Linked DNA regions of Homo sapiens: all the other regions are linked to region 4. Evidence: chromatin contacts called from ENCODE Hi-C or POLR2A ChIA-PET data. All regions are on one chromosome and are shown on one strand. The core of a region is the stretch at or near the end of the contact, and the rest is flanking DNA. Distances in the headings are between cores, read along the strand shown. Region 1 holds the start of XRN1 (5'-3' exoribonuclease 1). Region 2 holds the start of GK5 (glycerol kinase 5). Region 3 overlaps TFDP2 (transcription factor Dp-2). Region 4 holds the start of DIPK2A (divergent protein kinase domain 2A). Region 5 holds the start of TFDP2 (transcription factor Dp-2). Region 6 holds the start of ATR (ATR checkpoint kinase).

Region 1 (3,766 bases), core at 537-3,036, 1.5 Mb before region 4:
TATTTAGGCATTACCATCTTTAAGTTCTACTTAACAGAGAAGCTGATAACCTTTGGTCTCTTTTTAATCAAACATTTTTGAAAGGTATCACAACAATGAACCAAATTTTAAAATTTATTTACAGTGAAATTTAAAAATAATTCTCCTCCCAGTTTCTATATAAAGCTTTCACAAAACCTATCCTTAGTGTCCATGTCATAAAACTGCATTAAAGAGATTTTCATTCTTCAGTAACAAAATTCCTCAGGATGGAGAGAATCTAAGATATTTTCACCAAACCAAATTCTGTGCCACAGACTACAGAATAAAAATATTACTGAACAAATTATGTATTAAATCATCACGAATAACAATCGCATTATTTTTGCACTTTAGAGATAAAGTGACTGATATATAGCAGGTACTGACTGAAGGATGCAAGAAAAGCCAAAGTTGGTTGTCTCCATTTCTGCAATGTACTGGTTTCCTTTTTAGCCCTCCCCGGGGGAAAAAAATACCTCTCTAAACCTAACTCAATCTATGTTTCAAATAAATTCAAGATAAGCTAACCTTGGAAACTTTTTGTAGTCTATTTCTCATCTACCAAATCTGATTGGAATCCAGCAACAAAAACTCCTTTCCAGAAGTAAACTACCTTCATGTTCGTAAATGCCGATTAAACCATAATTTAATAGGCTATTTACAATACTACCCATCACAACTGATTCAATCAGCTACACAAATTTCAAGCTTTTTTTCTGTAAAGCATCAGAAAAGAGATCAAATTCATTAAATGTGACAAACACCAAAGTATCACCCAAAGTCTAGTTTACCTAATAGACGACTGCTTTCTCCTCTCTTTCCACAGTTCCAATATATAAACTACGTTTTCGGAATCTACACATTAACGTTGTCCTGGGGTCAGTACATGCCAAATATTATTAGTAGTATTAATGTTCTATCAATTCGTTTCCCAACCCCCTCTGTCACACAGTGAGGCCTCCAAATAAAAGGTCCTACGCCCCACTCCCCAGCTGGCCCAAGAGTTTTTTGTTTTGGCAACAGGGGATTGGTGCTGCTTTTGAAATAACAGAAAGTAACAAAAGGCATCACCAATATGACCATCAGCCACGTCGGAAAGTCTAGGCTCCGGGGGCCGGGTGGGCCGCGCTCTAGATCAGGGAAAGTAAACAAGGTGACTGCGTGCGGAAGCGGCTGTTATCGTCTGTAAGTGGGTCTGCCGCTCTGGGTGGGATGGGGGAACCTACGAGGACACCCACTCCAGCTTCGCAGCCTCTGTAAGGAAAAAGGCAACTTGCAGCTCCCCGGGAGGAAACCGGAGAACAGTAAAAGCGTTCTTTCCCAGGACTTCATTTCGGAGTCGCGGAAGGACCAGCAGAAGCAAGAGCTGTCAGAGAAGCCGTGAACCCAGCGGCTCTGTCCACACACAGGCAACCTGCGTCCTTAGCCCCTTTCGGCTCATCCGGGCGTCCTCAAACCTTCCGTCCCCCTCCCTAATGCCACTAATCGTCCAGACGACGAGGGGAAAGAGGTGGCTCGAAAGCCCCAGCTCTAAGGTGGAGAGGGCCGCGGAGCCCCGGGTCCTCGGCTTTCTGAGCCGTTGCCCCTCGCTCACCCACCTGATGCTCTTTCACCACTTCGCTGAGACAGGGATACCGCTCTGAGATCCATCTGTAAAACTTGGGGACTCCCATTTCGATCGTCAACACTAATCCCAGTCAGGGCCAAACCGAAACCAAACGCCCCGCCGGGGCTCCGCCGCAGCCTCCGGTCGTCGCTCCGCGGATGACAACACACCGCCCGGCCGACCATAGAGAGCGCCCGGCGGGCCTAGAGCGGCAGGATCCGAGGCCGTCCGAGGGGCGGGGCTTAGCCCTCCGGGCCTCGCGCGGCCGGGGCCGCGGTACTGTCCAGTGGCGGTCAGGGAATCTGCGGAGGTTTGCTGGTGTGTTGCAACTTAGGGGCGAAAATGCCCCATGATAGAGTTGTGCTTTCTAAGTGGATTTGGAAGTGGCATGAAAACCGTACGAAGGTGTGGGAAGGGTATCGAACACTGATTTTTGTTCCGCTTGTCTCCTAGGGTTGCTAATCTCAGTATTTTTCATTCAGATTTCGAAAGATCTGGTGATTTACTTGGCTTAGTTTGTTGTTTTGTCAATAATTTTTTTTCTCTGAGGAATTTAAACTTACGTTTCTTAATACATACGTTTAAAAACGTTCTTTTCCAAATTGTTCAAAAAAATTTCCCATGTACCCGCCCCCCGCAACTGTTAACATAAGACCTTGGATACGAAATCATTTAATGTTTAGTTTTGACATTCTTGCATCCGGGTTTATCATATTTTTCCCCATCACACTTTCAACCGCACAGCAAAGGAGAGTTCTATCAACTTAAGTGAAATTATCAGTTTTAAATGTAAGAGTTTTCCACTTATTTGAATGTATTAACCCGTTACTTTGTATTTAAGTCTTCTGGATGAAAACTTACAGAAAAACCTTAAACATTTAATACTTTTTGGATTTTAAGATCTCAGGAAATGTTAAGTATCGCTGTCTTTCATGACCACTGGATTCTGCATTCTGGGACTGCAGTATGGCAGCATCACACAAATTACAGAATGTTTATTTCGTTTTCACATTCACGCTTCTTGGCTTATATTTTTTCCCTATCACACTTTAAAACAAAGTTTTATTAAGTGAACTTAATGATATGCTATTTATATTTATATATCTCTCTTACTAGACTGTCACTTCCTGGAGGGCAGGAGAGGGTAGCTCTATGCACAAGTCTGGCACAACGCCTTGCCCACAGTATTTATTCCATATAATTTTGTTCTTCAAGTGAATCCTTACAATAGCTAGGACTTTTAAAAGGAAATCAATAGAAGTTGTAAAATGAAATTAGACTTGCTTGTTTCTTGCAAATATAGTTTTTGACCATAAGAACACATGATATTCTATTTCTCCAATTATAATGCACAGTATGTATTAAGAAAGCAGTTTATTTCTTAATAACTGAATGTATATTATTTTACATATAATTAATGATCAGAGAGAAATAACAGTTGCTGAGAACGTAAATTTATGTTGTACTTTAGAATTGAACAGATACAACCACAGATTCATACCAAATGCATTACTTTTAGATTATTAACATATTCTTTTACATAATTTCATTTCACATATATGGAGTCCAACCAAGATACATCTGGCATAGTAAGTTTTCATCAGTAGCTTCCTGTATAAGGTAATGCACATGTCCTTCAATAGATAACGGCAGTCCTGTCACTCTATTTCGAGTCTTGATTACACCTTGTAGTCGCTGCTCAATGTCAAGAACATGGGTCTTGGCCTAAAAAGAAGAAACATAAAACCAAAAACAGATGTTAATAATTTGGAATTACTACCTTTCTTTATATTTTGACATTTAATAAATGTTAATACCATTTTACTGACCAATACCCCTTTTGTAAGAGCAAATACAGGAAAAGAAGAAATTAAACAAATACAGTTAGCTTGTGATACTGATTTGGAGGCTCGCAAGATTGATTCAACATCAACTGCTTGGACATGTTTCTGGACTACGTGAAATACCAGGGAATTATTTACACATTACAATTCTAGAAAAATAATTTTTTAAATCTGCTTTGGAAGTGTTTAGGACTTAAACATTTCAATGAATATTCAAATAACAATGCTGTACTGCCTAATATTTACATTATGTTAGTACATGCAAATGGGTGTTCTAAGTGAGCTACTTGGAACT
Region 2 (3,901 bases), core at 1,041-3,540, 1.7 Mb before region 4:
AAAAAACAGTGCTTAAAAGTACTTTGTGTCTAGAATTATAAGGGAGACTTTAAAAAGTATCGTTTTTGTGATAAATACTCTTAGAAAGGTAATGAGTACCCAGTCACTGAAGGGTGGTGTCTGCCTTTCATTTTTCTTTTCAGGCTGGGATAGGGATAGTGTGTGGGTGGGTGGGCAGTGTTCCCACACAGCTAGCCAGAGAAGGGACCAGGGAGCTGCTACAATCCCAGTTCCACTGTCTTGGTCCTGAAACCTGAATGGAGGCCGGGCACAGTGGCACACGCCTATAATCCCAGTGCTCTGGGAGGCTGAGGCAGGCGGTTCACCTGAGGTCAAGAGTTCAAGACCAGCCTGGCCAACATGGCGAAACCCTGTCTCTACAAAAATACAAAAATTAGCCAGGCATGATGGCGGGTGCCTGCAATCCCAGCTACTCAGGAGGCTGAGGCAGGAGACTTGCTTGAACCTAGGAGGCAGAGGTTGCAGTGAGCCGAGATCATGCCATTGCACTCCAGCCTGGGTGACAGAGCGAGACTCCGTCTAAAAAGAAAAAAAAGAAAAACTTAATGGAAGGAAGTCTGATGTTTCCCCAGAACAAATGCTCAAAGCAGTCACTACTCACTGGCACTCTAGCTGGACCTTGCTCCTGGGCAAGTGCTACAAAGAAAAACACCTCTAAGGTGGTGGGAAGAAGAACGGGACACTGAGAAAAAGGGGGAATACAGTGCTGCTGGGAATGGTTAGGTAACTGATGGCTCCGGCCCTCCCTCAAATTTCTAACATAAAAAGATGTTGGTACTGGGAAGAGAAAATAAGAACACCATAACAGGCTGGCTGCAGTGGCTCACGCCTGTAATCTTGGCACTTAGGGAGGCCGAGGCGGGTGAATTATTTGAGCCCAGGAATTTCCAGACCAGCCTGGGCAACATGGCAAAATCCCATCTCTATTAAAAAATACAAACAAATTTAGCCAGGCATGGTGGCCCCTTGCCTGTAGTCCCAGCTACTTGGGGGGCTGAGGTGGAAGGATCACTTGAGCCCAGGAGGTCAAAGCTGCAGTGAGCCGAGATCACAGCACTGCACTCCAGCCTGGGTGACAAAGTGAGACCCTGTCTCAAAAGAAAAAAAGGAACAACAATAAGAACACCATAACAAATAAATATTATTTTTGGTGCATTGACAATTGTGTATAAATCAACACTTCATTAATATGAGAACAGAAGGATATCAATTTGTTGGTTGCTGACCAATATTATCAACAATTCAAGGCTTTACTAACAACCAACCAATGATTTGGCAGGTCTCTCAAACGAGGGGAAATAAAGAATTTTATGAATTCTCAAAGATGGAAAATAGAAAACTGATGACCACACAGCCTTCAAAACTTGCCCAATACCTCTAATATCCACGGCAATCAGTTGCTCACGTAAGGAACCAGCATTTTGTGGAGTAGTAGTTAATAAAGATGACAAGTGAAGAATAGAGAATAAACTTAAATTCTACAAAGATATGAAAAGTTATTGAGGCACAAGTCCAAAGGCTATAATAAAGAAAAAAGAAAAAAAGTTTTGAAAAATTAAAATGTAAATAAAGATGTGGTGGGAGATCTATCAGGGAAGTGCAGGAAGAACCAAGCAACTCACAAACCACCCTCTGGCTGGATGTGCACAGCCTGCCCAGTCCCGTCCGGCGAGTCACCTCAGTCCCATCCAGGTAAGGCCGGACAGGTGGCTCCCCAGGTGGCAAGAGGCAAGCGAGCGGCCCAGGTCATACACCGGGCCCCTGGCACCCTCAGCCTGGACAGGAAGGGCGCGCGGGATTCAGCCCAGACGAGGGAGGGAACGCGAAGACTCAGCCGGTCTGGGCGCGCCGTTCTGGCCCCAGGGCCCGCGGGTGCTGCAGGTGGCCGCGTCCAGGGCGGTAGGTGGGGCCTGCCCGCTCGCCTCCCGAGGCCGGACCCCGGGACTCAGCGAAACCCAGTCAGACCCGCGCCCCACGCCCGCCCCCAAGTCACCTTCTGCACGCTGGAGCCGCAGACCCGCGCCGCCCGGTCATAGACGTGGCAGCGGATCACAGAACTGCCCACATCCAGCCCCAGCACGAAGCCGGGGTACCGCGGCTCCTGCGCTCTCTGCTCCGGGTCCGTGAGCAGCCCCGACATCCCGATCCCGCACGCCTCTCCGCTACAGCCGCCTACCCAGAGGGCGCGCTACAAATCCCAATGCTCCAGAGTCCCCGGGCGGCCCAACCCGGGCCCCAACCCGGCTCAGCCGGAGAGCCTAGAGAGGCCTGGCCCCTGCCGCCGGCTCCACCCCGACGCCGTGACGCCACGGGCGCGCGCCGGCGGCCGCGCGGGAGGGGTGGAGGTGAGCGGGTTTGCGCCGTGATCTGCAGCCCCAGATCGCCAGCCATGCTCAGCCTCCAGTCGCCGGCCGCGGTTGGATTGACTTGGCCCTTAACTCTTGTTTTTTTTCTTTTTGAGACGGAGTCTCACTCTGTCGCCCCGGCTGGAGTGCGGTGGCGCGATCTCGGCTCACTGCAACCTCCGCCTCCCGGGTTCAAGCGATTCTCTTGCCTCAGCCTCCCGAGTAGCTGGGATTACAGGCGCGCTCCACCACGCCCGGCTATTTTTGTATTTTTAGTAGAGAAGGGGTTTCACCATGTTGATCAGGCTGGTCTCGATCTCCTGATCTCGTGATCCGCTCGCCTCGGCTTCCCAAATTGCTGCGATTGCAGGCGTGAGCCACCGAGCCCGGCGGCCCTTAACTCTTAATTTTTTCTTTTGCTTCTCCAGCTTCCTGAGAGGCAGCGCCAGCGTTTCTCTTAACCCTAGCTACATTTGAAGAATCTCTGTTAAAGAAAAATAGCTACCCCATATGCTAATCGTAAGGAGAGAAGTATAGGCTAGTTTATATAAAAATCTCAAAAAGTTTGGAGGTGCCATAAGGCACATTTATTCATTTCTCAACTATGATTATGACTTGAGGGTTGGAGAAATTTTTATCTGAGTAACTTTGGCAGACTAACCTGTGTCTGCGTTCGTGCAGAATTTTTCAAGCTTAAAACATTTGTAGAGGTCACTACCATATATAGTTTCCATTTTTTTGCTAACATTTTGGGTGCGACTTTATTTCAGTATTATTAAATGCACAGCCATTGAATATGCTAGAGTTAAATGAAATAAAGTGCTGTTTTTCAAAAATGAAATAAAACAAGTGACATAAAAAATTCAAAATTTGGCCAAAAGTATTAATATTTATTAACAAACTGAGAGCTCCCCACGACTTCTCTTCCCAGAAAACCTGGTAAAGTTTGCACACAATACAAAGCGGTAAATATTTGCCAAATGAAATACAACGCAAGGAAGAAGACTTTTCTCAGCCCTCTAGTGGGAAAGAAAGGAGAAAGCTTAAGGTGGCTGCTTTGACCATCACACTCCACTCCAGCGGTTGCTTTTTTTTGGAATCTGAAAGCCTCACAGAGACCCTTTACCTTTTGTTGCTGCCCAAGGGGATGGGCTCATCCAGACACTTGGCCAAAAGGAACAAGGTGTCCTGTGGAAATTTCGAGATTCTTGCGGCTTAGGTTCCTGGGCCTGGAGCTTTCCCGGGGAGGGTCCTGATCTGCAAGTAGTGGGGAGGTGGTTCCACCTGCGCCACCCACCTCTCCACTGCCACCAGCAATCTGTGAAGCCGGGGCCTGAAAATATTCCTTATCTTCTTTTTGTAAAATTAGCAAACATATGAATATATGTTTTGTGTGAAAACGTTTAACAGTGCCAACTGGTATGTCAATTAAAAGGTAAAAGATAATCATTTTGGCTGGGCGCGGGGGCTCACGACTGTAATCCCAGCACTTTCGGAGGCCGAGGCGGGCGGATCACTTGAGGTCAGGAGTTTGA
Region 3 (3,840 bases), core at 475-2,974, 2.0 Mb before region 4:
TCCAGGGTTCAAGTCATCCTTCCCACTCAGCCTCCTCAGTACGCCACCACATCCAGCTAATTTTTAAATTTTTTGTAGAGACAGGGTCTCACCATGTTGCCCAGGCTATTCTTGAACTCCTGGGCTCAAGCAATCCTCCCACCTCGGCCTCCCAAAGTGGGACTATAGGTGTGAGCCACTGCACCCAGGCAATGTGTTTTTAAATTTTATTTTCTTTGACAACTTTTACATTTAAAATTAAGTATAGTAACTCATTTTGGTCTTATTTTGGTTTTAATATATTGTTATGAGTATGGCTGAACACTGAGCATCTTTTGTTTAAAAGTTATGTAAATGTTCCTTCCTGAAAATTATGTCCACCTATTGGTTTTTGGTGAGTTTTTTTTTTTTTTTTTGGTAGAACGTCTTTAAATATTGAAGAAATACGTTTATTCTATTATACTTGCTGCAAATATTTCCCCCAATTGAACAGTGTTTGCTTTTATATATTATTCTTCGCACATTTTTTTTTTTTTTTTTTTTGTTTTGGTGAGACGGAGATTTACTCTTGTTGCCCAGGCTGGACTGCAATGGCACGATCTCGGCTCACCGCATCCTCCGCCTCCCAGGTTCAATGGATTCTCCTGCCTCAGCCTCCTGAGTAGCTGGGATTACAGGCATGTGTCACCATGCCCAACTAATTTTGTATTTTTAGTAGAGACGGGGTTTCACCGTGTTGCCCAGGCTGATCTTGAACTCCTGACCTCAGGTAACCCGCCCGCCTCAGCCTCCCAAAGTGCTGGGATTACAGGCGTGAGCCACTGCGCCCGGCCTATTTGCACATTTTTAAGAATGTAGTCAATTTTGTAACTTTTTAATGACTTTTGTGTCAAACTTAAAAAGGCCTGTGTGTGTTTAAATATAAAAATGAAGGAAGTGAGACTAATTGCCAGGGTTTTCCTAAATTTACCTTTGCTCCCTGGAAGTGTACTTTATACATGCACTTTAAACATGCTGCATTTTACTTATCGTATAGGTTTTATATTTCCAGTTGGATATGCTGTTCTTATAAATTAATTATCAGCAGTTAGAATGTATACTAAGATTATATTAAACACCCCCCCCAACATCTTCTTATACAATTTTAAAGCCTTCATTTTAAATTATAAATCCTTGACCCACCTGGAAGTTATCTGATATAAGAAGTGACAGATCCAAGGTTTTCCCCCTGAGTTAGCCACTTTTAATGAATAATCCACTCCATGCTGATATGAAATGCAACCTTGAGTTTACTTATTTGGGTCAATTTATTGATTTTCTATTCTGCTCCACTGATCTGCCTCTTCATATGTCAGTTCCCCATGGTTTTGTTTCATTCATGATTAACAGTTCCACAAAAGAATAAGCTGAGTCAGAAAAAGAAAGTAGTGTCAGAGCATTTCCTTCCTTCCTGTACTACCTTTTAACTATCTGTTAATAACTACTGTAAAAGACTATCAATTAGCTTCAAATACAGTACTGAAGAGGTCAAGTCACAGGTCAATTCTAGAAGGGGCAATTTGTTTTGCAAAGAGAAATGATTTCACAACCTTAAGACTGTATTTCTAATTTTAGCCAGCCATCTAGAAAGCAATATATGCCACTGAAAACAAAGTAGACTAGGGAGAAAGGATATGGATGACTCAGGGGATATCTATCACCTGTATTTCAAAAATAACTCTTGGGCCAGGGACGGTGGCTCACGTCTGTAATCCCAGCACTTTGGGAGGCCAAGGTGGGTGGATAAGGAGGTCAGGAGTTCAAGACTAGCCTGACCAACATGGTGAAACCCTGCCTCTACTAAAAATATAAAAAATTAGCCAGGAGTGGTGGTGTGTGCCTATAATCCCAGCTGCTTGGGTGGCTGAGGCAGGAGAATTGCTTGCACTCGGGAAGTGGAGGTTGCGGTGAGCCGAGATGGTGCCATTGCACTCCAGCCTGGGCAACAGAGCAAGACTCCGTCTCGGGGGGGAAAAGAAAGAAAGAAGAAAGTAACTCAGGCTCTGTAGGTCAACAGCATCACCTATGTAAATGAAATAAAAACAAACTTTGCAGTTACTCTGACTTCCTTCATTTTTATGTTTAAATATACTCATATACCTTTTTCTTTAAAAAAAAAAAAAAAGTTTTCAGGCTAGGTGTGATGACTCATGCCTACAGTTCCAGCACTTTGGGAGGCTGAGGCAGGAGGATTGCTTGAGTCCAGGAATTCAAGACCAGCCTGGGCAACATAGTAAGGCCTCATCTCTACAAAAAAATAATAAAATTACCCAGGTGTAGTGACACACACTTATGGTCCCAGCTATATGGGAGGCTGAGGCAAGAGGATCTCCTGAACCCAGGAAGTCGAAGCTGCAGTGAGCTGTGTTCATGCCACTGCACTCCCATCTGGGTGACAAAGCAACACCCTGTCTCAAAAAAAAAAAAATAGTTTTCACTTTATTTACTAACTAGTATTACCTACCTGCACATGCACATTACACCACTGTTATGTTTTATTTTGATGCATTTGTACTGAACCATGTTCGCCAAAAGTCACTAAGATTAAATACAAAGTTAATCACTATTACAAAACTTTTTAACTGAATGACCTCAACATCACTATAATTGGGATGGGTGACAAAGAGAAGATAAAAAAGTTCATAATATCTCCAAAGTATAATGGTTAAAGTGACCTCTGGAACCTTCCTCTTTCTATTTGGTTCTAAATGGAGATCAGGCATCCCATTGTGCAAAGATAAGGACAGAAAATCTGACACGCACATTCCTACATATCACATACACGGAAGGAAAAGCCTGAATGTTTCTGCAGCTGCCAGAACATAGAGAACTTTCAGGATTCACCCAAATGGATCACCTAACCAGAATCTTTCCAAAGGATCCTTGAAATGACCATAATATTAAGTGTATTTATAGCTCTATGGTCATATTTCTAAATGAATAAATCTTATATGTCAGTCTTTCCTACATACTTTCCCTAGAAGATCAAACCTGTTCTCTTGGCTTTGTTGAACATTTTCACTTAGGGGACACTTTCTAAAAACGATTAGCTAGCTCCCTCCTTTTCTTGTATCTAGAACCATGAATGCCCTAAATTCTTAAATTTGAAAGGAGAAAAACATTTTTTCTTCTCCATCTTACCACATTGCAAGATTTAAACAGTATCTCCTCATTGCTTAAGCAAACTCCTCAATTCAAGCTCTGGTATCTGGAATATTATAATTGGTTTCATTTAGTTCATCAAACCTAAAAGATCTTAGAAATCACTAAGGTCACTTGCAGGGCCCTTCTCCTTCAATAATTTTTTAAGTGTTCACCCAAAAACATTTGTCTCATCTGTAGGTTTGATACTGCTGGTTTTTCATTGGCTTCTTTATCTTTAGTTAAAATATGTCCTTTTGAAATCTTTTTTCTGTTAGCATATTCAGTCAAGGAAACTTTTTAATTGTTCAATTTCTCATTTTTCTTCCACCTGCTCAACTAAAATTTCCTAGTTTTGAAATGTATCTTCTGATTAATAATTGAGGAAGTTTACTGTATGTCCTCAAACAACTTGATCCTCCCAATCCTTCCCGGCAGTTCTTCCCAAATATGAGTGATCACAAGATTCACTACAAAGGGAAGAGAGGTGTCTCTTATTCAAAACACACACTCCTGAGCTCCACTGGACACCTAAAGATTCAAAAATTAGGTGGAGAATTTGTATTTTTAAGTGCCTCAGATGATTCTTATGGTCTGGTAAGACTCTTTGTTCAAATTAAGGAAATAACGAAATGCAAGTGGACTCTAGTACACTGAACTTATTTCTATTCTCATTTTAAA
Region 4 (3,985 bases), core at 289-2,788:
TTTCCTAAGAAAATCTCACTTGAGCTTTTAACTCTATATTATATGGAGTTTGGGGATATTTGAAAGCAAGTTAAATAAAATTCCCACCAAAGGCGGCATAAGGCACTAGGCAGAAGTAGCCAAACTTAAGTACAGTAAGTCAATTTCTAGAAAGCTTTGAATATTATTTCAATTTGTCTGTCCGTATTCAATGCAAATCGTTACAAAATCACGTCTATTTTGAATTTATTAAATTTCTCAAAGTTTTTTTTTCAAAATCTGAGTTCTTATAAGAATTTGTAACAAATACCTGTTACAATTAAACAATACTGAAAGTATTGTTACTTTTGATAACCTGGTATAGATGTTTCTTATTAACCCGCTGTAGAGTTGATCTACACATGCCAGTTACCATGGTCTTCTAAAAGCACTGTTCAAGCCCTAAAATTAACTCAGTTAAGACTCAGTTGTTTAATAACGTATCAGGAACCACCTGTCCCTCAGACTAAAAATCACTTCTCATTTTAACTACTCTAGCACTAAAAGTGAATAGCATAATAATGTATCTACTAGCGCTACTGCTAAACAGTCCGGGTCCCCTGAAACTTATCCCTAAACACAGTGCTTTCGTGCGGCATCTGCGCCTTACTTTTGCAGTCTGGGGTGACTGAGTCAACGTGACCGTGCGGAGCACCAAGCAGCCCCGGGTCCCCATGGCTACCGCCAGGGCAACGCTTCGCGGCCCGCTCCTCAGGGACCCTCAGGGGCGGCACCGGGAAATCAGCTTTGCGGAGAGGAACCGCAGGGCTCCGGGGACGGGCTAGGGCAGCCGGCGGGCAGCAGAGGCAAGCCTGGCAAACTCTTCCCGGCTTCTTCGCGGCGCTTGGGGCAGACGTCCTGGCGACACCAGGCCGCGTCGGTTCCCCTTCATCCTATTTTCCCTTTAACACGGTGGCTTGAGAACTTTATTTTGTGCTCACTCAAGAAAATTTTAAATGATTTTACAGATACAACCCCAAAGATGAAGCTCCAACAAACCCGCCACTACTCGAGCCTTTCTCACCGTCTTCCTCACAGGCCCCACCCCCTACCGCGAGGAGCACGAGCTGAGGGGAACACAAGCCCCCGTCGGGCACTCCCCGGCCTCGCCCCACCCCCCAGGCGCGCACCCAACCCATATAAGGCGAGGGGAGGCAATCGCGCCAGCTCTGCCTCCGCCTCGCGCGCCGTCCAGAGGGAAGGATTTGCAATAGACTTCCTCAGTTCATTTCTTCTTATTCCCTCCTCCCTTAAAGGGCCGTTTCCACAATAGTGAAAGGAACGCACCAGTAAACCACAATAATCATAAAAGATGACTGTAATTAAGACTCTTTCTGAAACCAGAAACCGCGAGTTCATGCCCCCACCTCAAGAGCCCGAGCTTCCCCCTCTCTGAACCGCCCCCACACCCGCTCCCGCGAGCTCCCGCTTACGCTTTCCGGGCGGCGCGCGACGCGCTCGCTCCGCCCCTCTGGCCCCGCCCCCGGCTCCCCTTCTTGGTCTCAGGAGAGCCAGCGCGCACAAGCAAGGGTGTGCGGCTCTGAGACGTGCGTTGCTGCTTGTGGGTGTGAGACATCCTAGCTCCTCTTCCCCTTCCGTGAGTCCCTCCTTTCCTCGCAGACCCCACTTGTCGTGGCTGGCTGCCGCCGCAGCTCTTGTGCGAAGCCAGCAGTGCGCGTGCGCGCGGGCACGGGCGCGCGACCGTCGGGTCCCCGCGCTCCCTCCCCCTCCCGCTCCTCTATAACTTGGCTGGCGTGGAGGAGGCGCCGCCGGAGTCGGAGGGCGGGGAGCTAGGAGGAGGGAGCTCGAGAGTTGTGGAGACTAGTGACTGGGAGAAGTCGCAGCCCGCTCAGGCCCGCGCCTTCCCGCTCCCCGTCTTCCTCTCTCACACACCTACTCCGCCCTCCGCCCCAGCCCGCGCGCTAGCTCCTTCTCTCGCCCGGGGTTCCTGCCGGTAGCTCTCCGGGTCTTGGCGCGGCGGGGGCGCCCCGGGGGTGCCCTCGCCCTCCCGTTGCGGGCGGGCGGGCGGTATGTGGCGCCTGGTGCCCCCGAAGCTGGGCCGCCTGTCCCGCTCGCTGAAGCTGGCGGCGCTGGGCAGCCTGTTGGTGCTGATGGTGCTGCACTCGCCGTCGCTGCTCGCCTCTTGGCAGCGCAACGAACTGACCGACCGGCGCTTCCTGCAGCTCAATAAGTGCCCGGCGTGCTTCGGCACGAGCTGGTGCCGCCGCTTCCTCAACGGGCAGGTGGTATTCGAGGCGTGGGGCCGCTTGCGCCTGCTGGACTTCCTCAACGTGAAGAACGTGTACTTCGCGCAGTACGGCGAGCCCCGCGAGGGCGGCCGCCGCCGAGTGGTGCTCAAGCGCCTCGGCTCGCAGCGCGAGCTGGCGCAGCTCGACCAGAGCATCTGCAAGCGGGCCACCGGCCGGCCCCGCTGCGACCTGCTGCAGGCCATGCCCCGGACCGAGTTCGCGCGCCTCAACGGCGACGTGCGTCTGCTCACGCCCGAGGCGGTGGAGGGCTGGTCGGACCTGGTGCACTGCCCCTCGCAGCGCCTTCTCGACCGCCTGGTGCGCCGCTACGCGGAGACCAAGGACTCGGGCAGCTTCCTGCTTCGCAACCTCAAGGACTCGGAGCGCATGCAGCTGCTGCTGACCCTGGCCTTCAACCCCGAGCCGCTGGTGCTACAGGTAGGCGCGGAGCCAGGGCAGGGGGCGTCCTGGGAGGGGCCGCGCGTGGGAATCAGAGTCGGGAGAAGTGGCTCAGCCAGCGCTTGCCGCCAGTTCGGACTCGGCCGGGCTGGGCCAGGCTGCAGGCGTGGGAAGGGGCGTCTCCGGGGGAGCCCCGGGGCTGTGCAGGGAGGCCGAGGGCGACCCCGCTGATGGAGAGTCTGCTCTTGTTACCTAGATTCGGGCGCATTTCGGATTTGACTGTGGATCTTTCAACGCCAGAGGGAGTGCGTCTCTTAACACTCCCCAAAATGTCTCTACTGCGAGTTTCCTTCCGCTCTCTACCCTGCCTTTCTGCTTTTATCTGCCGGGGCTTGCAGGTCCGCGGCGCAGACTGTTCACGAGCCCTTGGACCTTTCCTAGTTCTTCTGAAGTGTTCTACACCGCGTTCGCTCTTCCTTTTCTGGCGCTGGTGGCTGGCCTAACTTCGGTCTCAGAGTCTTTGTTTTCGCTCATTTACCTGGCAGTCATTTGGACACCTAATTCGAGGACAAGTTGGGGAGGATGAAGTCGGAGAACGGGACAGTGGTCGGGGTGGGTTTAATCTGTGAGCCGAGCTTTGGGTGGGATTAGAATCAGAAACAGGAAAAGTAAGGCAGCGTTGGACTTGGGGCTGGGAGGGCTTAAGGCCAGACAGACGTTTTCATCCTGATCCTGTGACCTGCCCTATTCATCTGGTAATCTAGTTGAAGGGAGATGAAATATTAGGCCAGGGCGAGTATCAGGGAAGGAGATTCTTGCCTTTCGCCAGTTGCGTTGTTTGCTCTCGTCTGACTGTTTTGAAAAGTAATGTGCCTTTTAGGGGAATAGGATGGAATCTTTACTGGTGACATCAAAAAGAGAACAAAAAACAAAAACACTGTTTACTTTCGGAGTATTTGCTTGTTTCTGCACATTCCCACCCAGCTTCAGTGCGGTGTCCTTGAACAGTGATTACAACTGTGGGGTTGTGGTTTCTCCTTCTGTCTGCAGGAAAAGTTACCGTGCTCCTTTCCATGACAAGAGAAAAAAATGACTTAAAAGTTCACAAGTAATTTTGGTATACTTCACATTCTTTCTGGGTTGCTGTCACTGAGGGCTGGAGGTACAGGGTTTTTTTTTTTTTTATTTTTCTAAAATGCATGAATAGGAAAGTGCAGATTTCTTTATATTATTTTCTTTTCTCAAGCTCTACACTGCCCATTTTAGCTTTAAAAGAAACCAGCTTCGTTTGATTAGTTCAGCCAAATAATGTAACACAA
Region 5 (4,076 bases), core at 1,067-3,566, 1.8 Mb before region 4:
CCAGATTAAAACGGAAAGGATTTAAGTATGAAGAGGTGAGTGTATTTGATTCTCTTTAAAATCCACTACAATTTAAAATTCTATGATCTAAAAGAACTCTCAATCTATGCCTTCTAGTTTCTTCTGAGATCCATTATAACACATATTGCAATAAGAGTTTAAAAGATGATGACAAGGAAGTACATCCCACTTCATCAGTTATATTGAGGGCACACGGCTCAGACAGTTAAGAATTTTAGCTGCCAGAGAAAAACTTCCATGTGCCACTTGGACTACACATTCACAAGAGTCAGGGTGGGAGGAATTACATGATCACAAAATGAGAATATGAAGTATTACACACTGCAAAAATTCAGCTTTCCTTTTTAAACACCTAGAAATGAAGAGAACTGAAAAGTAAGAGTTTAGTAAGTCTTGAACCTTTTATTAACAAATGTAAGGGCCACAGTGCTCAAACTGCAACTGCACAGCCAGAACAACGCTACAGACACCATGTCTACTCTTAGACTAGACTAGTTACAGGCACAAGATGTTCTAATAAATAACAAACACATCCAGAGCCAGTACACAAGTGTGACAGAATCTGGGGTCTAGGCATTTGATTTTTCTCCTGGTGCTGTCTGAGAATGGACACTGCCATTAAAGATTAATTACAGTAATCTGATAGTGATAAAGTTTAGCTAAATAACAGGCTAAACAATGAAATGGAAAAGGAAGCTGCAATATAGATCAATTAAACTATTTTTATATCTACTTTTAAAGAGAGACAGGGACATGATTATGCCATATAGAAAATAGATGAATATATATTCACGAGCTGAAAAAAAAAACAGGTAAATTATTTATTAGGTGAAGATAAATTCAAGCCATGAAGAGAAAACACATGGCCCAGAAAAAAAAAAAAGTAGGTTGTGCAAGTCAAATGAAAAGACACAAAACTCAGATCTCGGGGAGACAGGGGAAGGAGAAGGCTGAGCTAAAAGAGAGCCTTACTGAAAGAAAGCAAATAAGTGAGAGGGAGTCTGTGCCCTCTGAGATGGAATGAGGAAAAGATAAAAGTATTCATGGGCTCAAAGGCAGCTTCAGCAGTGAATATGGAAAAGGAATGAGCCCGTTCACTGTCTCAACACTAAAAGGGAAATAATATAGGGTCTTTTTCTAAACCAGCATCCATGGCAGTCAATAATAAAAGTGCCTAACTAATGCAAGGCATTTAATACGTGGAGGATTTTCTTACGATTGCATTCCATACATTAGTCCATTCACTCCCCGAAACACACCGAATAGGTGGATGCATCTAATTTACAGATGAAGAAACCGAGATCACACAATGGGAGATAGCACAGGCTGGTAAGAGAGACTGGGGCGCTCATCCACTTCGTTGTACTGTCTCTCAGCGAGATCCTAGGAAAACCCTTACACTTCTTTGTGAAGACAGACCTTGGCTTTCCAGATTTTCTCAAAGGAGTCTGGGCCCAAAAAGCGATCCTCTACTTCAGAGAAAAGTTCCTTTATGGGGCATATGAGGTTCTTCCAAGCACACAAAGCTTAGAAACTCTTTAAAAACAAACAAAACACCTGGTGGACACAGAGGCCTGTGAGTCATGAAAGGAGAAGGGAAAAATCGGAAAACCAGATTTAGAAGCCATCCTTCTTTGAAGAGAACGAGAAAGTAGAAAGCAGCCCTTCCCCTCTTCCACGAGGCGTGACTCAGGGACGTTACCTCCCCCGATTTGCTCTATGCACTAAGAGGGTGACCCTCCTCTGCTTTCGACTCTGGCCCAGACACTCACGGGTTACCCGGCCAGGCCTGGAGAACCCAGGTCTAAACAGATGGGACTCGTGGGGGAACAAGGGGGCCCCTGTGCGCAGGGAGGGAAACCTACCCAGGAACGCGCCCGGCCGGGTCCAAAGGCCCTCCGCGCGCGGGCCCGCGCCCTCGCCCCAGACCTTACCGCCTTCGGCTGCAGAAGAACTGGCGGCCAAGCGAGGCTGTCGGGCCGAGCCAGGAGCGCGTCTTCGGGCGCCGCCGCTTCTGTGGCGCCCGCGCTTAGGCGGCGGCCGGGTCCCGGTGGACTCACACCCGGGGAGACGCGGCCTGCCCGGTCAAGGCCCAGGAGTTTGAGGCCCCAGAACGCCAACCGTGCGCGCGCCCTCGAGCCTGCCCAAAGATGAAGGGTCAGGGCGCGCCCCGCGGGCCGGGCAGCTGCGGCAGCGCCGCAGCCGAGATCGCTACCGATTTCGTCCGCCCTCTCCCTGCCCAGCTACAGCCCCGCTTCCCCCGCGCGAGCTTTGGCGGCGGAGCAGCACAGTGCGCGCCGATTGGCCCTCAGAATGTGCGACGCCTGGCGCCGCTCCCCACGGATTGGCCGGGCCGGCAGTGCGTGCACGGAGTAAACAAACCCCGCCCCCAGGCTTCCCTTTGAGAGTAGGGGGCCAACAGATGGAGGGGCGGGACTCGTGCACTCAGCCACCGCCCCTTGGTTCCCCCTGTGGCCTCCCTGGGAGCCCTCCGCAGGACCCGACCACCCCGCTTCCCCGCCGCCTCCAGGGACAGCTGCGGGCCTGAGGCCTAGAATTTTAGACACACTTCCTTCATCACTCCTATCTCATCCCCCCTACTCCCACCCTGCGACTTGGGTGGGAATCTCTTTTCCAACTGACCCCGAAGCCAGAAAACCCCAGCTCTCTTGGAAGGAGGGGGACTGGGGCAGTTCCATTCGGTCCCCAGGCCTTTGCGGGGTCGCCCTGGGGGAGCATCAATAAGGGACAGGGGGGCGAGTGATCGTGATTGAGGCTATGCGTGGGGCCAACTGTGGGACACCTTGAAATTATTCAGACAATGAGTTAGAGACCACTGGGAATGTGGAGGTTCTTCAATATCAAGGCAAGTTAATACCCAAACCAGGACAGGTCATTCTGTCCCGCGGAAACTGCACACACCCCAAATACCCGTACACTTGGTTCCATATGAAAAGATTTTGTTCATTCGTTCGTGCCGAAGTTAAAAACCCCGTGTGAACAGCGCATTAAAACGATTAGATCTTTCTCATTTTACTCCAGTCAAATCTTATAGATCTTCTATATGCCACTTTGTTTGTTTTTGAGACGGGGTCTTGCTCTCACCGAGGCTGGAGTGCGGTGGCAGGATCACGGCTCATTGGAGCCCTGACTTCCCAGTCTCAGGTGATCCTACCACCACAGCCTCCCGAGTAGCTGGGACTACAGGCCCGCGCCACCACACCCGGCTGTTTCGCCATGTTTCCCAGGCTGGTTTGGAACTCCTGGACTCAAGAGATCCTCCCGCCTGGGCCTCCCAAAGTGGTGGGATTACAGGCGTGAGCCACCACGCCCGGCCCCAAACACTATTCTTGATATGGGGAGACATCAGTGGACAAAATAGAGACAAAAACTCCTGCCTTCATGGAGCTTACATTCTAGCAGGATGGGAAAGATAATATGCAAAAGAATACGTAAAACAAAAACTATATTACATGCTGGTATGTGTGCTATGGGAAAAAAATATAAGCAGAGGTGTTGGAGGAATGGCTTCAGTCCTAAATAGAGTGATCTGGGAAGGTAGCACGGAGAAGGTGGTATTTAAGCAAATGCCTAAAGGAGATGAGATAGGTAAGAGAGCACTTTCAGATCTTTCTCTGGGGCAGGGTGGAGAGACAATTGTATGCATAATTGCATGTAACTAGTCCTGAGAGTCCAAGAATGTCAAATGCAGTACTCCACTGACTGATTCTAAAATGCAAAAACCCCAGTGATTACTTCACATTCTCCAGTAACAAATCAATAAAAATTTAGTTTCCACAAAAAATATAACTTTAAGAAAACTTAAAGTTATATTCAACAAATACTTTTCACTCTAGGTACTACGTATACAAAAATGAGCAAGACAGACAAAACATCCACCCTCAAGGAACTCAGTGTAGCAGAGGAAATGGATTGTAAACCACCTCAATTCAATGCGTAAATAACCATGATGGAAGTACACACACAAAGTGCTTGGGCTAATGTAGGGAAAGGGGTCGCTGTCATAGAGGAGCTGTAACTATCTTAGGATCTCT
Region 6 (4,058 bases), core at 963-3,462, 1.4 Mb before region 4:
GAGAACTAAGTGAATATGGTGCCATGTACTGAGATATCTCTACTTCAATGAATAAGAGAAAAATAATTTTTTTAATTTAAAAAAAGAAAGCTTGTGAAAGCTAGGACATGTGGGGAATTTGTATTGGATATTCTGAACCTTAACTACACATAGGACACTCAGTGAAACTACCAGTATACAGTAAATATACAATTCTATAGAAGACATGATTTGGAGAAACATATTAGTAGTCATCAAATAGCAGATTATAGTTGAAGGCAGGAGAGTGGAAAGGTCATTTAGCAAGATTATGCAGAGCAGACTGCTAATAGCAAAAAAACAATAGGACAAAATTTATCTGAGGGACTGAGGAAGAGCAGCCCATAAATTAGAACACTAATATCTTTTTTTTTCAGTAGTCTAATTGCCATAGTCAATTAAGAGGAAACATTTTGGAAGAAAAGGCCTTGAAAGCTTGAATCTGAAACCTAGCTCTGTTATCTGCTAGCTGTGCCTTTGGTTCTTCAACTTCTCTGTCCCTTTTTCTTAAACAGTGGTAACACTTGTTTCATTCTATGTCATGGATATACTATGAAAATTGATTAGCTTTTTTGATTCAAGTAGTTGTAATGAAAAAGCCATGACAATTAAAAACTATTAGACAACTCTCTGTGGGTCAGTTTTTCTATTCTTTCTCTTGGAATAGCTACAAATAAATGAAAGGTAACATAAACTCTACTGATGAAACCGACTATATATAATCCAAGAACCAATTATTTTTATTAACAGGACTCACGGAGGAAGACAGAAGAGGGAAGAGAAGTATTAACCAGTTAATTCTACTTTAAAGCAAAGTGGCAAAAATATACTCAGCTTCACAATGAGCCTGAAAGATGAAATTTGTAAACCAACTTCCTACAATGATCACTTTTCTTCCTCTTCTTTTAGAGAGGTAGAGGTTATTTTATAAACTAAACACAAAGTATACTTGCCACAGATAAGTGGAAAAAATTCACACACTCAAAAATAGTGATGCAGTTACGACAAGAATGGTCCCTTCATTTATCCTTTTATTCATATATTGAGACTAGATTATTTGGATGGCCAACCAGTGGAAATGAACACAACTGCGCTGCAAAAAGAAAGAGAAGTAGCTATCCCATTGGCTTAATGTCAGCTTTGACTTTGTGTGGAAAGTTTTCAAACAGTTTAAGAAATTGGGAAGCAGTTATTCCAAATGATAATTTAACTGCGGTAGCAGCACAAGCTTATTTATTTCTTGTTCGCAGTAGTGTAGAATTAAAACAAACAAAGCAAAACAAGCTCTACCGAGTCTTTAGGCCTGGTTCAGGGAAGCCTGCCTGTGTATTGAAGAGGTGTGAGAGCCATCAACACCTCTCCCTCCTTGTGGTAAGATACTGGTTTTCATGAGGTTTACAGACAACATGCATTTGCAAATGAAATATTAAATTGTCTCCAAATTTTGGCAACACTCTGTGCACGCTGAGATTTTGTGGACCCAGGGGTCTATCTCTCCAATTTCTGACTAAAATAACGGATCGGGAACTGGACGATCAATACGAGGGAGGTCACATCTTCAGTATGTACTATGACTTCACTTCAAAGAAAAAAACTGCCTTTTCCAGCAAGTGATGTCACTTGCAGAAAATGAGAAGCGGTGATTTTCTTTCAAGGGCAGTTTGGGGACAAAATGTAAGGCTAAAAACCAATTCCTCCACGAGTGATCACAAAGAACAGAAACTGATGGGTCAAGTCCCTCGTCTAAGGAAAAAGATTTTCGAGAAGAAAATGAGTGTAGAAAAGTGACCAGAAAGCGATCAGCAGGGACTCTTCCTCCAGCTGCAGGAAGCAAACTCTCGATCGGGGTGAGTGGTAAACCAGGGCCGGCAGACGCCTCTCTCCCCCACGGACCGGCTTCCCGCAGGTTTGTGGCGACTGCCCCATGTGCTATCAACGGGCACTCTGAGGGAGAAGCGCCCAAATCAGCCACGGAGCATCTCCACAAGGGCCGCAGCGGGGGCTTAGGGGATCCCAGCCATAGCGCAGCAGGGGAGGGGAGAGCACGTGAAACCCAAGCCGGAATCAGCGGAGGAGGATGCAGGACCCAGGCTGGGCCTAGCCCTACCTGCCCAGCTCCCGCAGGGCGGGGATCATGGAAGCCAGCTCCAGGCCATGTTCCCCCATGCTGAGGCTGCGAGGCACTAGTCAACCACGCCAACGCGGGTTCCCGGCGTCTCCAAAGCTACCGCTGCCGGAAGAGCGCGGCGCCCGACGGAGCCGTGTGGAGGCCAAAACTCCTCCCGGAAGCCGCTACTGGCCCCGCTTGCCAGGCCCAGCGTCTTTTCTGCATAGGACCCGGGGGAAGCCGGGAAGCCGTTAGGGGGCGGGGCAAGCGGGCGGGCGTGCGTCGGTCAAGTTTCCCGGGTCGCGTCAGGCTTCTTTCTCAGCACCGAGCGAGCGACGTTCGTGAAGCTTTCGTTTTGAGCGGCCAGACTCTGCTGTTCTCAAGCCTGGGAGGCACAGAGAAGCAAGACTTCCGCATCGGGGGAGGATAGGGCTTGAGGGCCGCCAGCCCAGACTCGCTTCACAAATGTGAGAACTATGACAGTCCAGCGAGTAAAGGCCAAGAGTAAACTCCAGGTTTCCCCAGAGTAACGCTCTCACATTTTAAAAGTTCCTCACGTTCCCACCGCTCTTGTCCCTCTTTCTGAGAGATACAGGCCAAAAGGTGGGCTCTCCCTGTTTTTTTCCTTTTAAGCATTTTTTTTCAACTTGAAGTCACTGTTAGGTTTCGTTGAGGACCCTACCAACTTTTAATATTTGAAAATGGGGTTGGAATATATTTGTGTCTCATCAAATCAGCAACAGTACTGTGTGTGGAAATGCCACCATTACGGGCATCCGCAACCTGTGATTTAATTTTTAAAGTAAATCAATGGATTTTGGCAATACACATTTTCTAGCTCAACTCAATTTATTGGAAAGATGACCACCATAAGAGATTGTTGACATGTCAAAGTTATGTAGTTAATCACTCAAAGTCATGCAGTATGTTTACATTTGTTCTTTGGTACATGAGGATAGTTAACCGATACAGTATCTTAAAGAAAAAAGTGATGGAATGACAGCCAAATATGCTCTTGCCTCAAGAACTTTGCATTTGCTGTACTCTCTGCCTTGAACACCACTCTGTCATTGCCCTTTTTCCTTCAGGTGTTTGCCAAATTAACACCAAAGAGCCTCATATAGACTAACATATATACACATTCTGTCTCACCCTCTTTTTTTTGTTAGATACATTGTCTTACTCTGTTGTTCAGGTTCTAGTGCAATGAATGTTGCAATCATAGCTCACTGCAGCCTCAATCTCCCAGGCTCAAGCGATCCTCTCACCTCAGCCTGGGCTCAATTGATCCTCCTGCCTCAGCCTCCTGAGTAGCTGGGACTACAGACATGCCACCACGCCTGGCTAATTATTTTTTGTAGAGACAAGGTCTTGCTATGTTGCCCAGGCTGGTCTCAAACTCTTGGCCTCACACGCTCCTCCCACCTCAGCCTTCCAAAGTACTAGAATTAGAGGTGAGAGCCACCACACCCGGACATACTATATTATTGTCTCTCTCCAGTTAGAGTGTAAGCTCTTGGAGAGCAAGGTCTTGTCTATTTTGTTCACTCTCAGATACCCAGGACCTAAAACTGTGCCTGGCACATAGGTGGTGTTCAGTAAACATTTGTTGAATGAATCACTGAATGTTTTAGGAGAAAGGACATGGGATTGGGAGTTACAGGCCCTACACAAGTTCTCATTCCATCTGCTAGAAACTATATGACCTCAGTAAAGTTACTTAATCTCTTAATACTTCCATTTTTTCATTTATAAAATGGGATTAATAATGTCTACCTCACAAGATTACAGCAAAGATTAAATAAGAGGGGGTAAAGTCATAAAGTGGAATATAATTTCATAGTTAAAATGAATGAATTATACTACCTATACCAACGATGAATCCTGAAAACTACATTGATTGAAAAAGCAAATTCAAAGGTATACATAATAG

Evidence for each region. A loop is a pair of places that touch in the nucleus more often than their neighbours do. ChIA-PET counts read pairs that join two places held with the same protein, here RNA polymerase II (POLR2A). Pooled maps may share reads with other maps.
Region 1: a map of B cell shows a loop between it and region 4 (11-fold over the local background). The contact joins the promoter of XRN1 here to the promoter of DIPK2A in region 4. A Hi-C loop is called at or near these places in 6 of 168 maps with a recorded cell type or tissue (B cell, CD4-positive, alpha-beta memory T cell, CD8-positive, alpha-beta T cell and 2 more), 3 of 37 single-sample maps with no recorded cell type and 19 of 50 pooled maps.
Region 2: a loop to region 4 is called in a map of CD4-positive, alpha-beta T cell, with 12 times the contacts of the local background. The contact joins the promoter of GK5 here to the promoter of DIPK2A in region 4. A Hi-C loop is called at or near these places in 2 of 168 maps with a recorded cell type or tissue (CD4-positive, alpha-beta T cell and ascending aorta) and 12 of 50 pooled maps.
Region 3: a loop to region 4 is called in a map of OCI-LY7, with 6 times the contacts of the local background. The contact joins the enhancer-like site here to the promoter of DIPK2A in region 4. A Hi-C loop is called at or near these places in 1 of 168 maps with a recorded cell type or tissue (OCI-LY7) and 8 of 50 pooled maps. POLR2A ChIA-PET finds 5 or more read pairs at or near these places in 2 of 52 experiments (OCI-LY7 and PC-9).
Region 5: a loop to region 4 is called in a map of naive thymus-derived CD4-positive, alpha-beta T cell, with 21 times the contacts of the local background. The contact joins the promoter of TFDP2 here to the promoter of DIPK2A in region 4. A Hi-C loop is called at or near these places in 2 of 168 maps with a recorded cell type or tissue (both naive thymus-derived CD4-positive, alpha-beta T cell) and 10 of 50 pooled maps. POLR2A ChIA-PET finds 5 or more read pairs at or near these places in 1 of 52 experiments (AG04450).
Region 6: a map of B cell shows a loop between it and region 4 (36-fold over the local background). The contact joins the promoter of ATR here to the promoter of DIPK2A in region 4. A Hi-C loop is called at or near these places in 9 of 168 maps with a recorded cell type or tissue (B cell, CD4-positive, alpha-beta T cell, CD4-positive, alpha-beta memory T cell and 4 more), 4 of 37 single-sample maps with no recorded cell type and 20 of 50 pooled maps. POLR2A ChIA-PET finds 5 or more read pairs at or near these places in 3 of 52 experiments (activated B cell, naive thymus-derived CD4-positive, alpha-beta T cell and naive thymus-derived CD8-positive, alpha-beta T cell).

Annotation. Positions count from the first base shown.
Region 1 is chr3:142,446,251-142,450,016 of GRCh38, forward strand. XRN1 (5'-3' exoribonuclease 1) reads right to left here and starts at 1,787. Exons shown (of 41, transcript NM_001282857.2): 1 at 1,620-1,787. The coding sequence starts at 1,694. ATR (ATR checkpoint kinase) reads right to left here. Exons shown (of 47, transcript NM_001184.4): 47 at 2,985-3,352. The coding sequence ends at 3,179. RefSeq lists an enhancer at 1,505-1,784.
Region 2 is chr3:142,223,295-142,227,195 of GRCh38, forward strand. It overlaps GK5 (glycerol kinase 5), which reads right to left and starts at 2,291. Exons shown (of 16, transcript NM_001039547.3): 1 at 2,015-2,291. The coding sequence starts at 2,161. RefSeq lists silencers at 1,825-2,044, 2,235-2,474.
Region 3 is chr3:142,018,552-142,022,391 of GRCh38, forward strand. All of the region lies in intron 3 of TFDP2 (transcription factor Dp-2), which reads right to left. Among named protein-coding and RNA genes, the nearest start is that of TFDP2, 130 kb to the right of the region's middle. Within about 2 kb of position 1,725, at least 3 of the 41 ENCODE cell types and tissues checked have a DNase peak (open chromatin) inside an H3K27ac peak, as active enhancers do.
Region 4 is chr3:143,970,285-143,974,269 of GRCh38, forward strand. It overlaps DIPK2A (divergent protein kinase domain 2A), which reads left to right and starts at 1,539. Exons shown (of 3, transcript NM_173552.5): 1 at 1,539-2,705. The coding sequence starts at 2,049. RefSeq lists enhancers at 845-1,425, 905-1,014, 1,285-1,374, 1,426-2,006, 3,015-3,274 and silencers at 1,105-1,154, 1,485-2,134, 2,625-2,864.
Region 5 is chr3:142,147,228-142,151,303 of GRCh38, forward strand. It overlaps TFDP2 (transcription factor Dp-2), which reads right to left and starts at 2,317. Exons shown (of 13, transcript NM_001178139.2): 1 at 1,956-2,317. RefSeq lists silencers at 1,813-1,862, 2,093-2,162, 2,223-2,432, 2,543-2,592 and an enhancer at 1,962-2,462.
Region 6 is chr3:142,576,521-142,580,578 of GRCh38, forward strand. ATR (ATR checkpoint kinase) reads right to left here and starts at 2,213. Exons shown (of 47, transcript NM_001184.4): 1 at 2,126-2,213. The coding sequence starts at 2,184. RefSeq lists enhancers at 2,004-2,163, 2,464-2,563.